Regions from separate parts of the Mus musculus genome. Here region 1 is linked to region 2. Evidence: chromatin loops called from intact Hi-C (ENCODE). Cell type or tissue: gastrocnemius. All regions are shown on one strand. Links, peaks and the distances in the headings refer to the core of each region. The heading gives the core; the rest is flanking DNA.

Region 1 (11,290 bases), core at 2,016-10,015, 1.0 Mb before region 2:
AAAATGTAACAGTATTTAAAAGGTTCCATTGGTCATCTATTGAAACTATAAAGAAGACCATGTGAGTGGGTGGGGCTCGGTAGCTGAGGCTGAAGGAGGAAGATTGTGAATCCCAGGCCAATCTGAAAGTAACAAAAGCAGGACCCCTAAACTTGCTTTGTGACTCGGAAATACTGTTAGAACTAAGACTGAGTTTCTGACTGCCTCCTGACTTAGTGGCCCCTCGACCTTCAGGAATGACCCCGGAGTGAATGTACCATTGTGGGTGACGCTGTAAGCAGCTGGCCACTCTGAAGCCCAGAGTCTTATCTGGCCAGTGGCAGTGTCTCCTGGTGGCCCAGTGTTTACTCTGAGTTTTGTGGCCTCACCTTTTGTTGTGAATAGACCAGTGTCTTGGGTTCTTTTGTATTATAAAGTTAAAAATATTTCTAAGTGTGTGTATCTGTGTGTGAGCACCCACAGGGGCCCAAGCTGGAGGAGCTTCATGGCGACCCCGGATGGGTGCTCCTGACTACGGCTCTCCAGCCCACCCTTTTTGTTTACTTTAAAAGACTTATTTATAATTACATCACGTGCATGTGAATACCCGATGCGGGCAGTGGGCATTGGATCCTTTGAGGCAGCTGGGATCTGCCCTGTGTGGTTGCTGGCAATTGAACTCCAGGTCCTCTGGAAAAGCCGTAAGTGCTTTTAACCACTGAGCCAAAGTTTCTCAAGTCCTTAATTATGTGCATGTGACTGCGGGTGCCACAGAGGCCAGAGCGTATTCCGTAGAGCAGCAAGCACTCTGAAGGGTTGAGCTCTCTCCACCACGAGAAATGGAGAGGGTTAGAACTCACTTTGAGCAGGGAGAGGGGGAGGGTTTTTATTTTTATTTTTTTCCTTGTTATTTTCATCTTTTAGGGTGTGGAGCACGTGCACACACCCACACACACCCACACACACACACCCCTTACTGAGTTACCCTGCTCTCCAGCTCTTGCCTGTCCACAGTCTAGTCTGACTTTCCCAGTGGTCCGAACAGGGGGTGTTCTGTGTGATAATTAGCACCATGACTTCAGCCCACTCTACATAATGCAGTGCTCCATCTGCATTGACCTTTGTCGTTGTTGCCCCAGAATAGCAAAATTGTTAGAAATTCGGCTTGTCAGGTTTCACTAGACCTGCTGGGTCAGGCACCACGTGGGTGGGGCAGCACCTAGGTCCTTTGCAGGCAGGGACTGGGTTGTCCTAGGATCGGATCCTTCCTGAGGACAGCCATGGACTGGACTCCAAACGGAGCAGAGAGCAGCTGTCTAGATCATAAAGGTGAACAATGTCATCCTGCAGTTAGCTCAAACATACACATCTTTGAAAACTTGCCCTGGTTGTCAGTTGTGGGTGCGGGGGCAAGGGAATGGTCTTTGCTCCTGCTGGAGCCATTGGTGGTGACACTTAATAGTTTTAAGGGAAGAGCCTGCAGATCTTGTTTTGCTATTTCCCCCAGCGGCATCAGAAACCCAGTTTAATTTAGAAAAAGAACAAACCAGGCTGAGAAGGTTGCCAGAGTACTTGCTTAGAGCGTTAAGCCCTGGCAGGGGAGAGCTATGGTGGGCATGTCCAACATACATTGTTATTAGACCGAAGGAGGCTTTGTCTCCTTGATGGCGTCCTTGATGGCATCCTTGATGGCGTGCCTATGTCAACAGCAGGCATTCCAACAGCGTCATTCACTCCGGTCTGCTCACTACCTGTTAGGATGCCTCCACCTTCTGCCTAGCAGTGGAAGCGGGCAAGTTGTCCTGTGGCGGCTCATCCCCAGAATCCCAGCGTGTGGGAGGTGGAGGCAAAAGGACCGGGAGTTTAAGCCTGGTCTGTCTCAAAAAGACAACAGACCAGCCAGCCACCAATAAAAACCCCAGTAGATGGTCCTGGAGGGGAAAACTTTCTAACCCTGAGAGGAGGAGCCTCTGGTCCTCCATGCAGCAGTGTGAGAGTTGAACCTGTCTCTTCTGCTCTACCATGCCTCCTCCTGTCTGTCACTTAAAAAGATGATCCCAGGGTTCTGTTCCGAGTACCCTGCAGCTCACAAGCCAAGGGTTGATGCCCGCCTGCATGAGGGCTTTGTATGTATGTATGTATGTATGTATGTATGTATGTATGTATGCATGTGCACCTGTGTGCGTGGTGCTTGAGGCCTGAAGAGAGCATGCGATCCCTTGGAACTAGAGTCACAGATGGTTGTGAGCCACCACGAGTGGGTGCTAGAAGCTGAGCTCTTCCTCCGGAAGAACAGCCAGTGCTCATGACCACAGAGCCATCTCTCCATCCTGTAGGGCTTGGTGTGTGCACGTGTGTGTGTGTGTGTGTGTGTGTGTGTGTTTGCCAGGTATGGTGGCTTAAGCCTTTAATTCCAGCATCCAGAAGGCAGAGGCAGGTGGATCTCTGAGTTCAAGACTAGCCAGGTCTATAGCTCTAGTTCCAGTACAGCCGGGGCTGTACAAAGAAACCCTGTCTCAATTCACCCCCCCCACCCCAATTTAAAATTTGTTTTAATCTCTTTTTTTGGGGAGGGGGGCAGGGTCTTAATGCAACTCAGGGTGGCCTTAGACTATCATGTAGCTGGGGACAATCTTTATTGGCCTCCACCTTGACTGATGGTTGTGGCTCAGTTGCTATCTTATTCTGTCCAAATTAATACACTCAAATCTTACAACTGTGATACAGGGTTGTGTTTTAAGTTTCCCTATGTGTCTGACATTTTTGCTAATACGTATCAATCTCGTAAGTTTAGGAACGGGCCAAAAATCTTTCAGTCCAAGTGAACGGAAGCTTCAAACCTTTGCCACACGGTGGCGCTGGCATCAGGCACATGGCACTCTGTGGCTGCTCCTTCCTGGTGCTGAGAGTTCTGTGTGACCAGAGTGATGTGGCTTTGGGTTTTCGAGAGGATGCACAGTGGCTCTGGCAGCCAATCCTGTCCGCGAGTAGTATTTTTCACAGCCCTTGCCATCCTGATGAAATTGCTCTCAATAAAAAAAATCTACCAAGTCAAATAGTCTGTCAATGGTTCAAATCCCCCAATAGTACTGAAGTCTGGATAGTGGAAAATAAGGATCTACATTCACCCTTCCTCCACTGCCTTTTCTCCTGATTGGATGACTGTACGAGCTTGTGTGGTGTGTGTTTGTGAGTGTATGGGAGAGTGTGTGAATGAATGTGTGTGTGCATGTATGTGCATGTGTGCTTGTGTGTGGTGGTGACCTTTGCAGAGCTTCAACTCGTGTCTAGTCACTCTTGCGTTTGAATCTTCTCCATTTCAAAGGCACTTGGTGAGGTGGTAGAAGGATTCGGGAGGATCAGGAGGTCAAGGTCAAGGTCAAGGTCAAGGTTGGCTACTGAGCATCTTTGAAGCCAGCCAGTGCTACACTGCTGTTTGTCCCAAAACCAACTCCCATTCTCACACACAAAATGCCAAGCAAACCGAACAACAACCAAAAACAGCTTAGTTGGCGAGTGCCTGGTAACAGGCAAACCCTAGGTCCCATCCTCAGAACCACATTCTCTGGGTTTGGAGTTGTGTGGTATAAAGGGTTATCATCTGAGCCAGACCACTGCCATGTTCAAGAGTTCAGCTCAGCACAACAAACTTGAAGCTTTTGGGCCTCAAACTCCCCGCATAGGCATTACACAAGCCTCTACCTCCCGGGTGCTGGGATTACAGGCATGCACTGTGTTGCTAAAATTCCTTCCTTTTGGGAAAATTCCTTCACTACTCCTGAGGACCCAATGACAAACCAAGGTGTGATTCCAACAAAGTTCACCCCGAGGGTGAGGGATTAACAACAGGTGTGTGGGTGATCTTAAACAGCCACACTGGACGGTCTGCACCTAGCAGGGATGAAGGCTACCAAGGGGCCACATAGACTGAGCCCTGTTGCAGAATCCTTTCCCACCACCTCCTAGCTCGCTAACCCCATGGACAGTTAGAGCAGAATAACATACAGCTAGTTGGGCAGGGTGTATATGCCAGTGTGGGTGTCATGCCAGTGTGGGTGTCACGAGCCTCCCTGTTCTGTCCTTCTAAGAGGAAATGTCTAGAGTCAACAAGCCCAGCTGTGATGGTCTTCGGCTGTGAGTGATGGCACATGACTCTAATCCCCAGCCTTCAGCGTCAGCCTGGGCTACCAAGACTTGAGCCTTTGTCTCAAAACCTAGACAGAGCGAGAGGAATGGTGCAGAGCTTAAGAGTGTGAGACACTCTGGTAGAGGGCTTGGGTTTGATTCCCAGCACCCACGTCGCAGCTCCCAACCACTGGTGGCTTCCATTCCAGGCGACCCAATGTTCTTCTCTGGCCTTTGTGTACACTGGGCAAGCAAGCAGTGCACAGGCACATGCAGGCAAAACACATATGCATAAAATAAAAACAAGTTGGGCTGGCAAGATGGCTCAGTGGTTAAGAGCGCCGACTGCTCTTCCGAAGGTCCCAAGTTCAAATCCCAGCAACCACATGGTGGCTCACAACCATCCGTAATGAAATCTGATGCCCTCTTCTGGAGTATCTGAAGACAGCTACAGTGTACTTACATATAATAAATAAATAAATAAATAAATAAATAAATAAATAAATAAATAAATAAATCTTTAAAAAAAATAAATAAAAACAAGTTTACAAAAACCCGTCCGTTATTTTCTGTTAAGGCAGCTCTTTAAAAGAGAAAAGGAAATTACATCTTCGTTGGGGGTGAATGCCAGGGCCTGTGAGCGGGAGCCAGAGCACCCCCTGCAGGGGACAGTTCTCTCCTTAAGAACAACCAGTGCTCTTCTTCAGATGCTCTTCTCTTCAGAAGCCCGGAGTTTGGGGTTCAGCTCCAGGGCACCGGGTCCCTGTGGTCTCCTTGGGTACATGCACACATGTGCACATACCCGCATGCAGATACCTATATATAAAAATATTAAAAGCAATCCTGAAAACTGCCCCCCCCTCCCACCCCAAATATAGCAAATGTTTCCTGAACTTTTATTTGTGCCCAGCAACCTCGGATGCTTCTGTGCATTTAACACTTGTTTCTTTGACTATTATTATTGTATGTGTACATAGGGTGCCTTGCGTAGGTACATGTGGCACGGTACCCTGGAGGTCACAGGGCAAGCTTTTGAAGATGGCTCTCTATTTTCACTTTTATGTGGGCTCTGGGGAGTCTCTCTTAGTTCATCAGGCACGTGGGGCAGGCACTTCTTACTCTCCAAACAATCTGGCTGACTCCTTGCTTTCCATTTTTTATATCTGAACCTCACAGAGTATGGCGTCCTCTGCTCCTTGGTACGTATCGGGAAACTTAAGGTCCAGGGTCAAATTATGACCTCGGCAATGAAGTCAGGATACACTGAAGGGAAGTCCTCGTCAGGTTGGGTTACTTTTCGCTGGAGAATTCTGGAAGGTCAGGGTTTGGTTGTAAAGGAAGCAGATGAGGGCAACTTCCTGACTTGGTGTAGCAGAGAAGCTCTGTCCCCCGTTCCTCGTGCAGGTTACGCAGCTTTTGGCCACACGGGGGCAGCGTTTGCTAAGGAGAGCAACCGGTTGCAAGTTGGAGACAAAGGCCAGAAGAGCAACCTAGAAGAGCTGTCCCTGGGATTCTGACCAGGTTCAGGAAACGAACCAGCATCCCTCGGCTGTGGGATACAGACCGATACAGACCAGGTCTGGCCCGAGGCTATCAAATGGAAGGTTCTGATCTGTGAAGCTGTGGAGACAGAGTTCACAGCAGACTCATTTTGGGGAGACTGCCAAGGATGCCCTGAGAACTTTGTCACAGGCAGAGTATGCTTTTTGCTCTGGTGTAATTATTTCAAAGAGAATGAAAGACTTAATTTTGTATTGGGGCAGTCCTTCACAGATTTCCACAATTCGTTGACCAACGGCACTGAACAGTTTAGTGTCGTCGCAGAATGCCATATTTTGATTTTGCCAGAGGAGGGAGGTTATTAAAAAAATATAGCAACAGAATTATATTAGTGTTAACTATTACCATTCACAAAAGGGGAACAAGGCAGCCTGGAAATGCCACCAAACGTCATTAAATAGTGAAAGGCATAAAAGCAAAATACGGGAGAGGTGGTTTAGTGGAAGAAGTCACGTGGCTATTGCAGAGGACCTGAGCTCAGTTCCACTCACCCTGGGAAGCTCACAGCTGCCGGTAACTCCAGCTCCGGCGGATCTGACACCCACATTTGGCTTCCAAAAACACCTGAACTCATGTGCACATACACACATGCATGCATATAATTCAAAATAATAAAAATAAAAACTATAACTCCATTTACAAGAAGTCACATCTGACCCCAAATCTCTGAGATTCTCTCTCTCTCTCTCTCTCTCTCTCTCTCTCTCTCTCTCTCTCTCTCTCTCTCTCTCTCTCTCTCTCTCTCTTTTGGTTTTCAAGACAGGGTTTCTCTGTGTAGCCCTGGCTGTCCTGGAACTCACTCTCTAGACCCGGCTGGCCTCGAACTCAGAAATCTGCCTGCCTCTGCTTCCCAAGTGCTAGGATTAAAGGCGTGCACCACCACTGCCCAGCAAGCTCTGAGATTCTTATCTATGACCCACTAAAACGGACCTGGACTTAGCCCTGGCTCCACTTACACTACCCCCTGAGCAGCTGAGTGCCAGTCTAGCACGTGCCCTGGTTCTCAACCTTCCTAATGCACTGACTCTTGAAAATTCTCCATGTGGTGACCCCAGCCATAAAACTATTTTCATTGTTACTTCATAACTGCAATTTTGCTAGTGTTATGAATTGTAATGTGAATTTCTGATAAGCAGAATTATCTATTATGCGGCCCCTGATAAAAGATTGTTCAACAGCCCGAAAAGGGTCTCGACCCACAGGTTGAAAACGGCTGCTGTAGGGAAAGACTGGACTGCAGAAGAGAGGAGGTCACTTAATTTCCTTCTTTCTGGTTTTTATTTTATTATAAGTCCAGGGAAATGATCATTGGCTGGTCTTGGTTACACAGCTGATGGCTGAACTAGTCATGGTATCCCGGAAGATGGCGCACCCTGATTGGTTGGGCCAGATTGCTTATCTTTGTCCATCCTCAGGAAATGAGCCACCCCCAACATTTATCTATTGGGACTATGAGGAGTGGATCCCAAAGGAAATCCCAAAGGGCTGTTACTAAAAGATTAGAGAAAGCAGGAGAGGTGGCTCATTGGCTAAGAGCACTGCCTGCTTATGGGTAAGACCAAGTTCCTAGCACCTGTCAGGCAGCTCAGAACTGCCGGGATGTAATTACGGCTCCGACTCCGGGACATCCGATGCTTGCTTCTGGCCTCTGCAGACACCTGCATGCTCTTGCACATACACTGACAGATCCATGGACACACATAAGTAAATTAAAAGTACAAAAAGAGAGGGTTGACTAGATGGATCTGCAGGTAAAAGATGCTTGTCTCAAAGTCTGGGGACCTGAGTTTGGGCCATAGGACCCACACGGAGGAAAGGGAATGGTCTCCCGCACAGTCCTCTGGCTTCCACACATGCGCAGTGCCCTCCTCCGCAATAAGGGTATCAGTAAGTAAACGAGGGTCCCTGGAAAGCAGCGCTCCTTGTCCGTTCTTTTTCTCGCAAAGGAACCAGCCATCTCCCAAGCGTCCAGTTGCCTCTCTCCAGAGAAAGAGAAACCAGACACCCACCCTCACTGAGGAATACTGACAGAGTCCCACACTGTCCACAGTTTTCTTCCCCGGGGGTCTCTGCTTTAAAGAGAATGCGAAAAGCAAAGAACACAGGAAGTGGGGAAGGAGGCTTGGGGAGGATGGGAGGAGTTGGAAGGAGCAGAAGGTAGATTTGATCAGGATAAATTGTACACATATATGGGATTCTCAGTTTAAAAAAAAAAAAGCAGTGCGGCACCCTAGCTTTTCAAAAGGAAATGCTGTTAGTGGCAGAGCAGTGGACCACAGAAGGTTGGAGAACCAAAGCTGGGCGTGCTGGCCCATGTCTATAAACAATGTTCAAATGGTCGGTCCAGCCAGGGCTATTCACCAAAACTGTTTTAAAACTGAATGGAGCCGGGCAGTGGTGGTGCACGCCTTTAATCCCAGCACTTGGGAGGCAGAGGCAAGAGGATTTCTGAGTTCGAGGCCAGCCTGGTCTACAGAGTGAGTTCCAGGACAGCCAGGGCTACGCAGAGAAACCCTGTCTCGAAAAACAAAAACAAAAAAGGAATGGGGGGGGGTGCTGGAGAGATGGCTCAGCAGTTAAGAGCACTGACTGCTCTTCTGAAGGTCCTGAGTTCAAACCCAGCAACCACATGGTGGCTCACAACCATCTGTAATGAGATCTGACACCTTCTGATGTGTCTGCTTATAGCTACAGTGTACTTACATATCATAATAAGTAAATCTTTGTGCCGGAGCGAGTAGGGCAGAGTGAACAGAGGTCCTGAGTTCAATTCCCAGCAACCACTTGATGGCTCACAACCATCTCTATAGCTATAGTGTACTCATTCATATACATAAGATAAATAAATCATAAAAAACAGTGAATGGAGGGATGTAGCTCAGTGGTAGAGTACTTGCCCAGCATGAAGGAGATCCTGAGTTTGATCCACCATTGCCTAAACTATGGTAGTGCCCCAGTTCGTAAGACCATGTCTCAAACAACAAGCTGGAGTTGGGGGAACATAGCAGGATTCTTGGAACCCTCTGGCTGGCACCCTCAAACCAAACAGCAGATGCACAGAAATCTGTGCTCTCTTTAGTGATAGTCATTAAATTCTTGCTTGGTTACATGGCCAGGAGATATGATGACTGTCTTTCATAATTACTAATAGGAGACTTATTTTAATTTTTAAAGACATGCAGTTCTAGATGGCCTTCGGTTCACTGTGTAGAACCGGCTGGTCTGGAACTCAGAAAGATTCGTCCTCTCTGCCACCACACCCAGCGTGAGGCAGTGCTGGGATGGAAACCAGGTCTTTACACATCCAAGGCGAAGCATTTTACAGATGAAGCCACACCTCCCAGCCTTCACCCTTAGGTTTTTAGGGCAGGACAGGTTGAATATACTACATGTAAGTTGCGCAGCTATGAACTGCCTGCGTGCAGTCTTGAACCTTCGTTGTTTGCTCTTAGCTGTAGCCCTGACAGATCCCTGGTGCTGGCTCTGCAGCTGTGCCCTTTACAGCTCTCTGGGGCAAGGTGGTCCTGATGCTGTACGGTGCTGTGGCAGCAGAGCATCCCTTTGTTGTTCTCTGCTATGGAAGGGCCCAGCATCCAGCGACAGCTTTGGACAGCCTTTAGTTTGGCTGGCTGAAGACAGACTCTTCCCTGTCCTGTGTACTTTGGAACTTCAAACTTCCAAAAACTATGAGATTAGATTCCTTTAAAAAAGATTTATCCTAATGTATGAGTGTTTCACCTAAATGAATGCATGCATACCACATACGTGCAGTGCCGTGGAGGCCAGAAGAGGGCGTTAGATCCCCGAGATTGGAGGCTCAGAGGGTTGTAAGCCACCCAGTGGGTGCTGGCAACCAAATGTAGGTTGCCCTGGAAGAGCAGTCGGGGCTTTTAACCACTGAGCCATCTTCCCTTCCCTGAGAGAATCCCACTGAGGCAACCTGTTAGCCATGGGAAGCACACAGAGGTACTCACTCTGAGGCATTAAGGAAGCCAGGCATGGTGGCGCACACCTTTAGTTCCAAAAATGACCAAAAAGTCAGGCACAGAGGCAGGTAGATCACTGTGAGTTTGAGGCCAGCCCAGTGGACATAGTCCAGGTTAGCCACTGCCATATGGTGAGACCTTGTCTCAAAGGGGAAAAAAAAGGACAAAGACTTTTGGGGTTTTTCCCTTCTGTTCCTTCAAGTGGCCTGAGACTCGGCTGGGGCTCTGTGTGGGCTGCGCGCCAAGGCCTCAGTTTATCTACACCCTAAGCTTCTTTAACACAGACTTGCGTGCACACACACACACCCACACCCACACACACCCATGACAGGCCTGTCTCTGCATGGTGACATAGGCCTTGCTGTCTGCTGTCAGCTGCCTCAACTGACTGGGAACCCTGGCCTCCCCGCTGACAAGGGCTGACATAAATGGCTCCTGTTTCCAGGGGTGCAGGGCCAGGGTCATGATTTTCTGTTGAAGAAAGAGTTTCAGGGTTTGATAAATGACTGTTTAATGCTGACGCCCGCTCTGGCTAATCAGCAGCCTAACAATCAGTGTAATTAGAGAGGATTTGGGGACCGAGGCCCTGCAATCCTCTCAGGGTTCTGCCCTGCTAGCCCTTCCCAGGGCTTTCATGTGGGAGGAAGCAAGGTGGCGCCACGCAAAGGAGGTATCTTGGATACCGGGGGCCTTGTGGGGTGCAGCAGACAGACCAGCATGTAGATGGCTTTGTGGCACCAAGTGGGGAGTGGCTGAGGAGGCCTATAAGTCATATGACATGGGGCATCCAGGCCTCAGGAACGTAAAAGGGCAGCCATTGTACAGTGGGTAGCCCCGCAGTCCCACAGGCGCTACGGATTTGGGTGTATGTTAAATGTGTAAAGAACATAGCATTCACTGTCATAACTGTCCGAAGTGTACAGTTTTGTAAGTGACATTACTCATATGTTAGAGTCTATGTATATGTGCTTCCCTCTGTGATGTTGGTATTTGAATCCGGGCTCTTCCTTGATCATGTCAGGCAAGTGTTCCCGACCACTGAGCTATATCTCCAGCCCCGTGTTTGCTTTTTATTTTGAGAGAGCATCCCATCAAGTTGCCCAGGTGGGCCTTGAACTTGAAATCCCCTTGCCTCAGCTGCAAAGTAACTGGGGTTCAGGCCTCCTCCACTTGTCCATCCTGAAGCCTAATGACTTCACATCTCAAGCTATTATAAATGATCACAAACTGCTATATTTTATACAATATGAATCTACTATCAGAGACTGCCCAGTCTCTTCATTTTGAAGTCAGAACTTACTTATGTATCTGAGTACTTGAGACAGGGCCTTACTGTATCACCCTGGCTGACCTGGAACTTGCTATGTAGACCAGGCAAGCCTTGAGCTCCTAGAGGGCTGCTTGCTTCTGCCTCTCAAGTGCTGGGATTAAAGACACCGGCCATCTCTCTTGGCTGTTATGGAGTGAGTGTTTCTCTGTGCAGTCCAGACTGGTCTTGCATGCTCTGTGTCGCCTGGCTGGCCTAGATCTCGATTTTCATCTCTTAACGTCTAAGTACTGGATTTACAAGTCTTTGCCCTGTGCCTGGCTCTGGATCCGGGCTTTGGCAAACGTTTCTGCTGTCTCAGAGATGAGAGACA
Region 2 (11,290 bases), core at 1,823-9,822:
CCATTCCCTAGGCACATGGTCCTGGGCCATACAAGAAAGCTACCTGATCTTGAGCCTGCATGAGAGCCAGCAAGCCACATTCTCTGTTTCCTGCTGTACCTCCTCTCAGCTATTAGTGACACAGTCAGAGGTAACACTGCATGGACTAGCAGCAAGAGAGCAACTCATTCTCTCTAGTTCTGTTTTCAAGTTCCTGCCTTGAGTTCCTGGCCTGACTTCCTCGGTGATGGACTGTGGCCTGGAGGTATAAGCAAGTAAGTCCTTTCTTCCCTTAATTGTTTTTGGTTAGAGTGCTTTGTCACACAACAGAGTGCCACTAGAATCCACACCTACACAATGGTATGTGCCACTGCCCATCTACCACCTTCGTGTCTGAGAAACCCATTGTGACATTACTTTATTAATGTGGTTTAAGTACAGCCTAGGTCTAAACAACTAAAGGGCATCTGCTGATGAGCAAGAAGTATAAAGAGAGAAACTCGGTCACCTACCAAAGACAATTCGAGGAAATTATGTCAGAGCTGTGCTCTACACCTACATCAGAAACTATCAGTATATAATGTGTGCTGTCCCCACACTCCTACACCCATGGCAGACATTACTAATCAATCATGCTTCTCTTCCTTTCCTGCTTCCTGTCTCCTTTTCTTTCTTTTTCCCTCCTCTTCTTCCTCTCTTGTCTCTCTAGCTCTCTCTACTCCCTCTCTCTATCCCTCACTCCCTCCATCTCTGAACAAGCATGCATTTAAATCAGCCATTATGAACGTATATCCTGTGTGCTGTCATGCATAACTTCTATAGCCAGGGCAGACATTACCAATCAATTGTGACTCTTTCTCCTTCGATGCTCTCATAACTTCAGAAGCCTTCATTGCAGGAAGTGGGGAGATGGCCTAGCTGTAGAAGCACAAGAACCTGAGTTAATTCCCAAACACACACACTGTAATGAGTCAGATGTGTTTGTAATCCCAGTGCTCAGGGGCAGCCATAGGGGGATCCCTGGGGCTCTCTGGCTGGCCAGCCTGCCCTATTTGGTGAGCATCATCCTAGTGAGAGATTCTGTCTCAAAAAAAAAATGAGCACAACATATATACTTGTAAATCTATACATATGTGTGTACACAGAGAGAGACAAAAAAAATCCCCCAAATCCCCCAACCCAGGGCTGCGGAAAGATGCTCCTACGTCATTTAGATCAGGATGGACTCCAAACCCTTCCTCTGCTGACTCTCCTCCTCACTCATTTCCATATCGTATATAACTCATTCTCTTCTCCCACCCCACCTAGCTTGCAGACTTGTGTTAATCAGGCCTTGGTTTTTAGATCTGCCACTGGCCATTTCTTCCCTCACAATGAGTTTATCGGGGCTATAATCACAGACCACAAGCTTTGTAGCCAGCCAGGTTTACCTCAGGCTAACCAGCTACTCACTACAACCCTCTTCCAGGAATGAGAAGAAACCCCCACTGTATGCCCATCTGTGTACGAAGAGATAGATGTCTTACGTTAGGATGGCCACATGTATGCCAACTAAGTTGTCACTGCCCCTTCCCATGTTGGCTGAATAAGTTATTCATCCCAGTGAACTCTGGGGAATCTGCAAAAGTTTTCTTGACACAGAACCCAGACAACCATTAAAAATCCGGCCACCTTTCATACACGGTGAACAAGGATTGCAGGCCCTGCTTCATGAAGCCATGGAAATTCCCATTCTAAAACCACATAGCTCAGCAGTGTAAACCAGGAGACATAGGAGACACAGGCCCCTTTCCCCTTCAACTCTTCATTTCCATCGTGACCCCTTAGAGAGTCTCAGAACGAGTGTGGATTCCAAACTCTGCACACGAAAGGGAACTAAGCAGCCAGCTGCACGCATCTGTCCCACTGTGCGTGGCACATGACTGAGCCTGATAGGACATGTGGCCCAGTCTCCGGGGTCCTGGGCAGCGTAAACCATATTAATCCATGTCCTACTCTATGTTAAGGAGATCTTACAGAAATAGAGCTCACAGCCTGTCACATCACGTTACATCAAAGCACGATGTCACGTCATCATTTTTTAAAGAATTAGCTTTAATTTGTGGTGCTGCCGCCATGCCACAGAACGCTTCGTTCTCCCCTGGGTATTCCGAGTTTGACAGTGATGACTTAATTCCCAAACTTTGGCAGATGGAAACGCAGCAAACAGTGGCCTGAAACAGACATTTGCAAGCTGGAGAGATGGCTCCGCAGTTAAGAGAGCTGGCTGCTCTTGCAGAGGACGCAGGTTCAAATCCCAGCACCCACATGACAACTCATAACCATGCAGAGCTCTGGTTCTAAGCAATCTGATGCTGACTTCTGGCCTCCACAAGCACCATATACATGGGAGTAGAAAAACACTCATAAAATAAAATGTCTCAGGGTGCTACTGATGTGAACAGACACCATGACCAAGGCAACTCTCATAAGGACAACATTTAATTGGGGCTGGTTTACAGGTTCAAAGGTTCAGTCCATTATCATCAAGGTGGGAGCATGGCAGCATTTGGGCAGGCATGGTGCAGGAGGAGCTGGGAGTTCTACATCTTCATCTGAAGGCTGCTAGCAGAAGACTTCCTTCCAGGCAGTTAGGATGAGGGTCTTAAAGCCCAAACCCACAGGGACACACCTACTCCAACAAGGCCACACTTTCTAATAGTGCCACCCCCTGGATCAAACACATGCGCGCCATCACATAAAACAAGTGAACCTTTTCTAAAAATAACCCTAGACATCCTCTACAACACAAGAGCTGCTCATGGGCCAGCGGGGCGCCATGCTGTGCCATGCGGCAATGCGTACGCCCTTTAGATGCTCCACTTAGACCCTCGGCCACCCCCAAGGGGACAGTGAGGAGCCAGTGAGATGTGACCATCTGGCATTAAGAGCCAGATTTAAGCCCCAAATTTATGGAAAAAGTCCAGCAATAGTGGCCCCACCTACGGTCCTAGCACTGGGAAGAGACAGAATTCAGGCCTGAAGACTCTGTTCCAAAAGCCAAGGTAGATGGATCCTGAAGGAAAAAGACAACCAATGTTATCCTTTGCCTCACTGTCTACCCACATATGCACACACACACATACATGCATGCACACACACACACACACACATGCACACACACACACATGCACACATGCTCTCACACACACACACACATGCACATATTCTCATACATACACACGCACACACACATGCACATACCTACACACACACACACACACACACACATGCACACATGCTCACACACACATGCATGCACATGCACACACATGCACACATTCTCATACATACACACGCGCACACACATGCACATACCCACACACACATGCACACATGCTCACACCTGCACACACACAGGCATGAGTAAGCACACTGAATGTGATCCCCTTTGTTCAGTCCTTCCATCTGCAAAGGAAGACTTAGGGCTTTTTGATTGGTTGGTTGGTTGGTTGGTTGGTTGGTTGGTTGGTTGGTTGATTGATTAGTTGGTTGGTTTGGTTTTGGTGTTTTGAGACAGTCTCTGTATTTAGATCAGGCTGGCCTCAAATTCAGAGACTGCCCTGCCTCTGACTCCTGCATTCGGGGATAAAGGGCACCCCAGCTAATAGATGGGAAATTCTTTGACCTGTGGACATGTTTGACTTGGAGCAGGCAAGGATGGGAACTGCATTGTGTTCCTCTGAGCGTGACCAGCAAACTCAGTACAGCAAACAGGGCTGGGGGCCGGGGGAGGGGGGAGGGCAGCTCCCTCTGCAGTGCACAAGCAAGAGCAACATCTGTGGCCTCTGCTCACCGAGTGCCAGCAGCACCCCTAGCCCCAGAGACAACTCTCCACAAGGGAGCATCTCTGTTTCTATGCTCAGCCTGTGGCCTGGATCCTCTTGTCTCTGCCTTCCAAGCGCTGGGATGTCAAGAGCGTCTGACTTGTTACAGTGTGGGTTCTGAGGATTGAACTCGGGGTCCTGTGCTTCTACAGCACACTCTCCACCAGCTGAGCCATCTGCCTACTGCCTGGAAGCTGTGTGAGCATAGGAGGAAGGGAAGGAGGGAGGGACGGAGGGAGGGAGGGAGGAAGGTACCCACATGGGGCCAGCAAGGCCCAATCTCAAACTCCTGGCAGGTCTGCTGGAACCACGAAGAGTTCACTCTGCCACCTCATCTAGACCTCCTCTCTTGTCACACACTCAGTGGGTCCCCAGAACTTAGTGCATAGCTCCCTAAGTTCCCCCTTCCCCTTCTCTTTCTCCCTCCTGAGCAAGTCTCTCTGGGCTTCTCACCCTGTCTTGCTGGCGTGTGGTAACAGAGTTCTTCTCCATCAAGCCAGGGATTCTTCTCGTCCCTAGGTGCCACAAGCCCTTCTCTCCTGAATAAAAATAACGTCTCCTAGGAGCATGACTGTCCCCGACTGAGTGCCAAGGGTCACAAATCTCACCTTCCCGGCTTCCCTGCTGGGGTGTGACATCATGGGTTTTCTGCAGCCTGTGAGGTACCAGCCCAGGAGGCATGTAGTGCTTGAATCCCTGGCCATCAGTGCATGGATGTATTTGTAACCTCATTTGCTCTGTTTCTGTTGGGGAAAATCTTTCTGTCTGTCATTGCCAGACACCAGCGATCAAGACCTAACGGACCCAGCACCATCTTTCTGGAACGTTCTACCTCTCTCCCCAGTGGCAGCATCGGCTGCTCTCCCTGACCTTCGCGGCTACCCAGTGATGATCCCTCATCTTAGAACATCCACATTGGCCCACCAATCCTCACTGCCCTCCAGAGAGCCTCTGGCCTCACCTTCAGCAGAAAGTCACACAGCAGCCTACACGGAGACTCTGCCCTGCAGGTCTAAAGCCAACAATTGATTTGCTGAATTTTTGTATAAAAAGAGAAAGCAAAGAGGGTCTTTGCCCCAGACCCTCACTTCACTGCCTCACACCCAGTCAAACGCAAGCTGAAACACTGACATGATGGTGATTTTGCCAGTCCCAGGTCCATCTGGCAAAGAGATCTATTGATGAGATTCTACGGAGTCACAGTAGGCCATATTTCAACTGTACAAATGTCACCTCTGGGCTTTGCTTATGAAATCAAAAAAAAAAATCTTACTTTTTTGGCATGTCGGTTAAAGAAAAAAAAAGGACTGAAAACGTAATTCACTGATTCTTCATGTATGCTTGCCTTAGGTTATTATCATCGAGAACTTTCCAGAACATTTTGCACTAATAATGACATCCCCCACCAGCAGCCCCTGCAAGAGACGAATGAAGGCTCTTTTAAAAACTTTAGCTATTGCTGTCTTGTTAAACACATTCCTGGTACCTCGGGACCAGCCCCCCACGCAGATGAGAACCTCCACAGAGATAAGACAGGCTCTCCCAACAGCAGCAGGGAAAGTGCCCCTAGGTCCCCCGTTCCGTGGGTAGCACAGGTGAAAATCAAAAGCAGTACGTTGGAAAGCAAGCGCTTAGAGACGTGCGCTGTCTAGGAGATCGTGCGGGTAATCAGGACTTTCCAATCATTGCTTCCATGATGACAAGCAACAGCAAGAAAATGCAGGATGTTGATGCCTAATGGGTTTGCCCTTTGCCAGACAAATCCTTTTACCCACCGCGGGAAAGGCAGGATTTGTACGGGCTCCTGGAGAGAGCGCACACTGCCCTCTTGTGGTGACATGTGCTCATGATTTTATAGACTCCGGGAAACGGTAGAACATTACCACCAAAAGTAGATCAACCCCTGAGACAGATGGGAGTTGACAGCTTCCCGCCCTCTTGACCAGGAAACAAGCTGTTTGTTCCTTTGCTCAATAGCTGGGAGAACTCTGCCAAGACGGAAAAAGTCAGTGTAATTCTTCAAATGTTTGAACTCCATCAAACGGACTAAGAAGTGCACAGGAACTGCAGGCAGAACGGGTGAGTTGCAGTCTAACAGGAACTTCCCTCAGATCTTGAGCTGCCAATAAGGTATAAGAAATGGTCAGGTTTGGGACCAGCGAGATGGCTCAGAGGGCAAAGGGTGCTTGCCACCAAGCCTGATGGCCTAGGTTCTACCCCTGGAGCCCAGATGAAGAAAAGAACCCATGCCTGCAATTTGTCCTCTGACCTCCATAGCACCCTGTGGCCTGTGTGTTTGTGCATATTTGCGCATCACACACACACACACATACACATGTGCACACACACACATACACACAGGCACAGGCACACACACAGGTACATGCACACACATGCACACACACATACATACACAGGCACATGCACACACACATATACACTCACATGTGCATACACATACACACGCACACACAAGCATGCACACAATAAATAAATAAAATTTTTAAAAAACTTTGATATTCAAAATTAACAAGCCCCCCCACACACACACACACACACAAAAGAAGATGGACACTGAGGAGGGAAGAGGGAGGGGCAGAGTTAGGGATCGAGGGAAGAAATTTGGCTGGAACCCCTGCATTTAACTGGAGGTACAACTGATTTTTACCTCCTAAAAAGGATGCATTTACTATTTTCAACTGTCTTCATCTACCCTGTTACAGGCACATCCTAATTTTTGCTAATTCCCCACAGCCAAGAAAGGGAAACTATTCACTTGGCCCCGGCTCTGGGAACTGTTTCTAAGCCGGTGCTGTGGATCTGCGGAAATGCAAATGTCATTTCTAAATTTAGCGTGAGAAAGCCAGAGAATCAGCATTTCTGTTGATGGAACACCTTCTCGGGAAGTAGCACGTGCGGAAGCAAGCAGGCAACGCTTTTCTCTGACACTTGGAACAGTCCAGCGTCTCCCTGGCCAGCCCTGCCTCCGGGAGGGGCTCCCAGAGGATGCGTACCTGCGCAGACCTGAGGCAAGTCTCCTCTCCTTCCTTCCTCGAACAGCACCAGATTGTGACCCTAAGCAAGGCACTTCCTGGGCCTCACCCTCCTCTCCTCCAAAAGAAACAGAAAAACTTCACATCCTAGAGACACCTACATCCTCCGAATGAATCCAGAGGATGGAGACCATTATTTTCTTCATTGGTACAGCCTCTGCTAAGTTGCTGTGTGTCTGTCAGCAACCCCTCTCCCAGCCTGCAAGTTAGCAAGCCAAATCAAGTCATTAGGAGACACACATACACACACACATAGAAACACACATACAGACACATGTAGAAGCACACATAAACATGTACACACACATACATGCACCCACATACACATGTGCATACACATACACACACATAGAAACACACATACATGCACCCACATAAACATATGCACACACATACACATATAAACACACATGCATACACACACACACACACACACACACACACAAGTAGAAGGGATTGTGTTAGAAGAGATCAGCAAGAATGGGAGGAGCCATGACAGGGTAATGGGTAAACATGATGAAAAAACACTATGCACATGTATGAAAATATTATGAGACCAACTATTATATATAATTAATATATGCTAATTAACTATTTGTATAATTCATATATGCTCATTCTAATGTTTGGAGGTTTTTTCCCCCCATAGGGAAGATTCCTATGCTGGACCAAGCAAGAACATTTGTGATATAGAAAGTATAGTGTAGGATTTAAAGCTAGTCTTGGGGCTGGAGGATGGCATAGCAGTTAAGAGCACTGACTGCTCTTGCTGAGGACCAGGGCTCGGGTCCCAACATACACAGCACAATCTCCTGCTATCCCACCTCCAAGAAACCTAACGCCCTCATTTGCTCTCAGATGCACACACACACATGCGTGCACACGCACACACACCAAATAAATAGTGAAGTACATCTGAACAATTAAAAACTTAAAATCTTGATGACTGTAAATATAAGGACACAGTGGCCTCAGGCCACTCCTTAGCCCACTGCCTGCCCTCTCTGGTCAGCTCCTTAGCCCACTGCCTGCCCTCAGACCTCCCTCCAGCCTTCTGGAATGCTCCATATTACTGCTCCACCAGCACCATTCTTCATCACTGTCCATTGACACCCTCTAGACACATCGGTGACACCCTTAACTGTCACAGGTCTCCATGCCCCTTCACTTAGTCTGCCACTCTTGGGTTGAGGGCCCAGTTCACGTGGGAAGATCCTCATACTTGGTTTAATACTTTGTGGTCATAGCTGATTCAGATTGTTTTGAGGCCAGAGGGTCTCCGTGAGCACAGGTAAGCCCTGAGCTCACATTCCTCCCCTCTCAGCCGTCTAAGCACTGAGAAGACAGCCTTCCTGCACCACACCAGACTTAGAGTCCTAAGCAAGTGTCAATCACTCTCACTTCTCCAGGGCCCTACAAGCCATAAGCCCATCTTTATAACCCAGACTTGGCAACTGTCAATGTCGGAGGGGAGAGCGGTGCGGGGAAGGGGGTTGCCCTGATTTCTCCATTAGGGTGGGAGACAGTACTGCCTTAGTTTTGTCTGGTCTAGCAACAGCCATTTCTGTAATTGCAAAAAATGTTCTGTCTTTTTGCAGCCCCAGGTGTCAGCCACTAGCCTCTTGTGGCCACAGAGCACAAGACACATAGCCAGGGAAACTCGTGGACTGGAATGTATATTGTAATTATAATTAATGTCCATTAAAACTAAGATAGCCATGGGCTAGAGAGATATCTCAGCAGTTAGGAGCACTGGGTGCTCTCTCAGAGACCAGTATTGCATGTTCAGTTCCTAGCACCCGTATCAGGCAGCTCACAATTATCACTCAGATGAGTTACTGCCCTATTGCTGTGATGAGACACCATGACCAAAACAACTCTTTTAAAAGAAAGCATCTTAACTGGGGGCATAGTTATCACGGCAGGGAGCAGACAGGCATAGTCCTGGGGTGTAGCTGAGACCCACAGGCAGAAAAAGAGACTAGGCCTGGTGTGGGCCACTGAAACTTCAAAGCCCACTCCCAATGATTCACCTCCTCCAACAAGGCCGCACTTCCTAATCCTTCCCAAACAGTTCCACTAACCCTAGACTACGCATGCAAGAATCTGAGCCTAGAGGGGACCATTCTCATTCAAAGCACTACACCTTCTGGTCTCCACAGGCACCCGAATGCTTGTGCAAATATTTACACAGAGACAAATAAATAATAAATAAATAAATAAATAAATAAATAAAGGAAGAATCTTTTAAAGAAGTGACATTGTCTCACGTAGCTGGTAGCTACTATAGTGTGCAGTCTTACCCATAATGCTCCGCACAGCAATTTAGGTACACCCAGATGAGAAGAGCTGCTTCGAAGGAGTTCCCCAGGAGCAAAAGAAATGGGTCAAGGGTTGTGAACACTGGCTTCTCTTACCAAGAACCTGGGCTCAATTCTCAGGACACCCATGGCACCTCACAACCTTCAGTAACTCTGGTTTCACGGGATCTGCCGCCCTCTTCTGGCCTCTGCTGGCATTGCACACACATGATCCATATTCTTACATGCAGGCAAAACACCCCTACCCATAAAATAAAAGTAATAAGTGTTTTTAAAATGTGTGTGTGTGTGTGTGTGTGTGTGTGTGTGTGTGTGTGTGTGTGTGAAAATCTTCCCAGCATCAATCACGTTGGTACTTTGATATATCCCAGAGTCTTTCAACTCTTCCAGGTCAAATAATAGCAATATAACCACCATTTCTAAAAGAATTTCATTGCCCAGAAAAATGTCCCAGCCACCACGAATGAAGGAAGCATTTTTAAAACCACATCTAATCTAGTCACATTCTAGGGGAGGAAGACACGTTTCTGCTAACACTTGGTTCCTATATTTTTGACTCTTGAGAGGTCAGGCGTGAGAGATACCTACTCCAACAGCTCAAACAGTCTCAGACAGCTGTGCAGCATCCAATGTTGGGTGATCTAGACCCCCCTGGCAGAGCTGCAGAGGTGTCTGGGAGAATTCTCTGCAGCAGGCAACAAGCAGTAAGTTCTTATAGTGTATTTTTATGATATTTTTATTTTCAGGGTGTGTGTGTGTGTGTGTGTGTGTGTGTGTGTGTGTGTGCAATAGACATATGTGTAACAACACGCTTGTAGAAGCCAGAGGGCAATTTGCAGGAATGGGTCTTCTCCTTCCACCATCTGAGTCCCAGGGACCGAACTTCTCTCATGAATTTGGCCACAGTCACCCTTACTGGCTGGTTTTGTGTGTCAACTTGACACAGGCTGAAGTTATCACAGAGAAAGGAGCTTCAGTTGGGGAAATGCCTCCACAAGATCCAGCTGTGGGGCATTTTCTCAATTAGTGATCAGGGGGGAGGTTGCCTTGTGGGTGGTGCCATCTCTGGGCTGGTAGTCTTCTATAAGAGAGCAGGCTGAGCAAGCCAGGAAAAGCAAACCAGTAAAGAACATCCCTCCATGGCTTCTGCATCAGCTCCTGCTTTCTGACCTGCTTGAGTTCCAGTCCTGACTTCCTTGGTGATGAACAGCAGAATGGAAGTGTAAGCTGCATAAACCCTTTCTTCCCTAACTTGCTTCTTGTCTGTGCAGGAATAGAAACCCTGACTAAGACACCTGCTGAGCCACCTTATTACGCCCAATCCATATTTTTTTCAAGCACCTGATTTGCTACCATCTCTCAGGCTTGTGATATCCCCAACGACCAAAAGCCTCCATCTCACTTGACTTGAATGGGTTCTGGGCCGATGGCGAGCACAGCTTGGGTCTGGACACTGCTCCCCTGGTGAGCCTCCACTCGGGACACTTCCCAATCAACTACTGGCAGACATGCTCCTCCCACTGACACCTTCCTCACCAGCATCACACACATCCTTGTAAGACATGGCAGGACCCAGGACCTGCACCGCCGAGCCCTGAACACACACAGGGCTCAGCTCGCTGGAAGCCATCTGGCAACAGACTGAATTGCCGGGCTTTCTGTCTCTGTCATTTACAGAGACTTCAAACCCTTGCTATAAAATTTAAGCTTTTCAGCCATGAACACGTGAAGATTCCTTTCTGGAAGCACATTTGGCTTGGAGTTATTCCTACAAACTGGCAAATCGATTGTGGTTTTCCTGCCCATCTCTACAAAATCAATTCAAAACAAGAAAGGTGCCCGGCCACAAAACACCCATCCCCAAGGCCCAAACTACAGCCCAGGGCCTAGGAAACTGGCCATCTGCTCTCCCAGCCTCCTTTGCGGCATGGACCAGCCATGTGATCTGGTTGTGACTTAAAAGCTACAACAAACTGCGTTCTGGGAGCTGGGGAAATAGCTCAGTGAACAGAGTGTTTGCACATATGCGGTCCTGAGTTTGATTCCCAGAGCCACAGAAGGAGGCTGGACG

The links. Peaks named below come from ENCODE experiments on the same cell type or tissue, not always from the same donor. Only the 100,000 strongest peaks of a DNase experiment are listed, where the experiment ranks them.
Region 1: a loop joins it to region 2, with 8 times the contacts of the local background. A loop is called at or near these places in 16 of 42 quality-filtered maps.

The regions. Positions count from the first base shown.
Region 1 is chr2:170,095,605-170,106,894 of GRCm38, reverse strand. No RefSeq gene overlaps it. Among named protein-coding and RNA genes, the nearest start is that of Zfp217, 30 kb to the left of the region's middle. In gastrocnemius, for the core only: CTCF peaks have their summits at 2,823 (motif pointing right), 4,739 (motif pointing left) and 5,518 (motif pointing right); DNase peaks (open chromatin) are centred at 2,846, 4,758 and 5,531; H3K4me3 peaks cover 222 bases.
Region 2 is chr2:169,056,123-169,067,412 of GRCm38, reverse strand. No RefSeq gene overlaps it. Among named protein-coding and RNA genes, the nearest start is that of Gm52536, 18 kb to the left of the region's middle. In gastrocnemius, for the core only: a CTCF peak has its summit at 9,395 (motif pointing left); DNase peaks (open chromatin) are centred at 2,827 and 5,670; H3K4me3 peaks cover 586 bases; H3K27ac peaks cover 309 bases.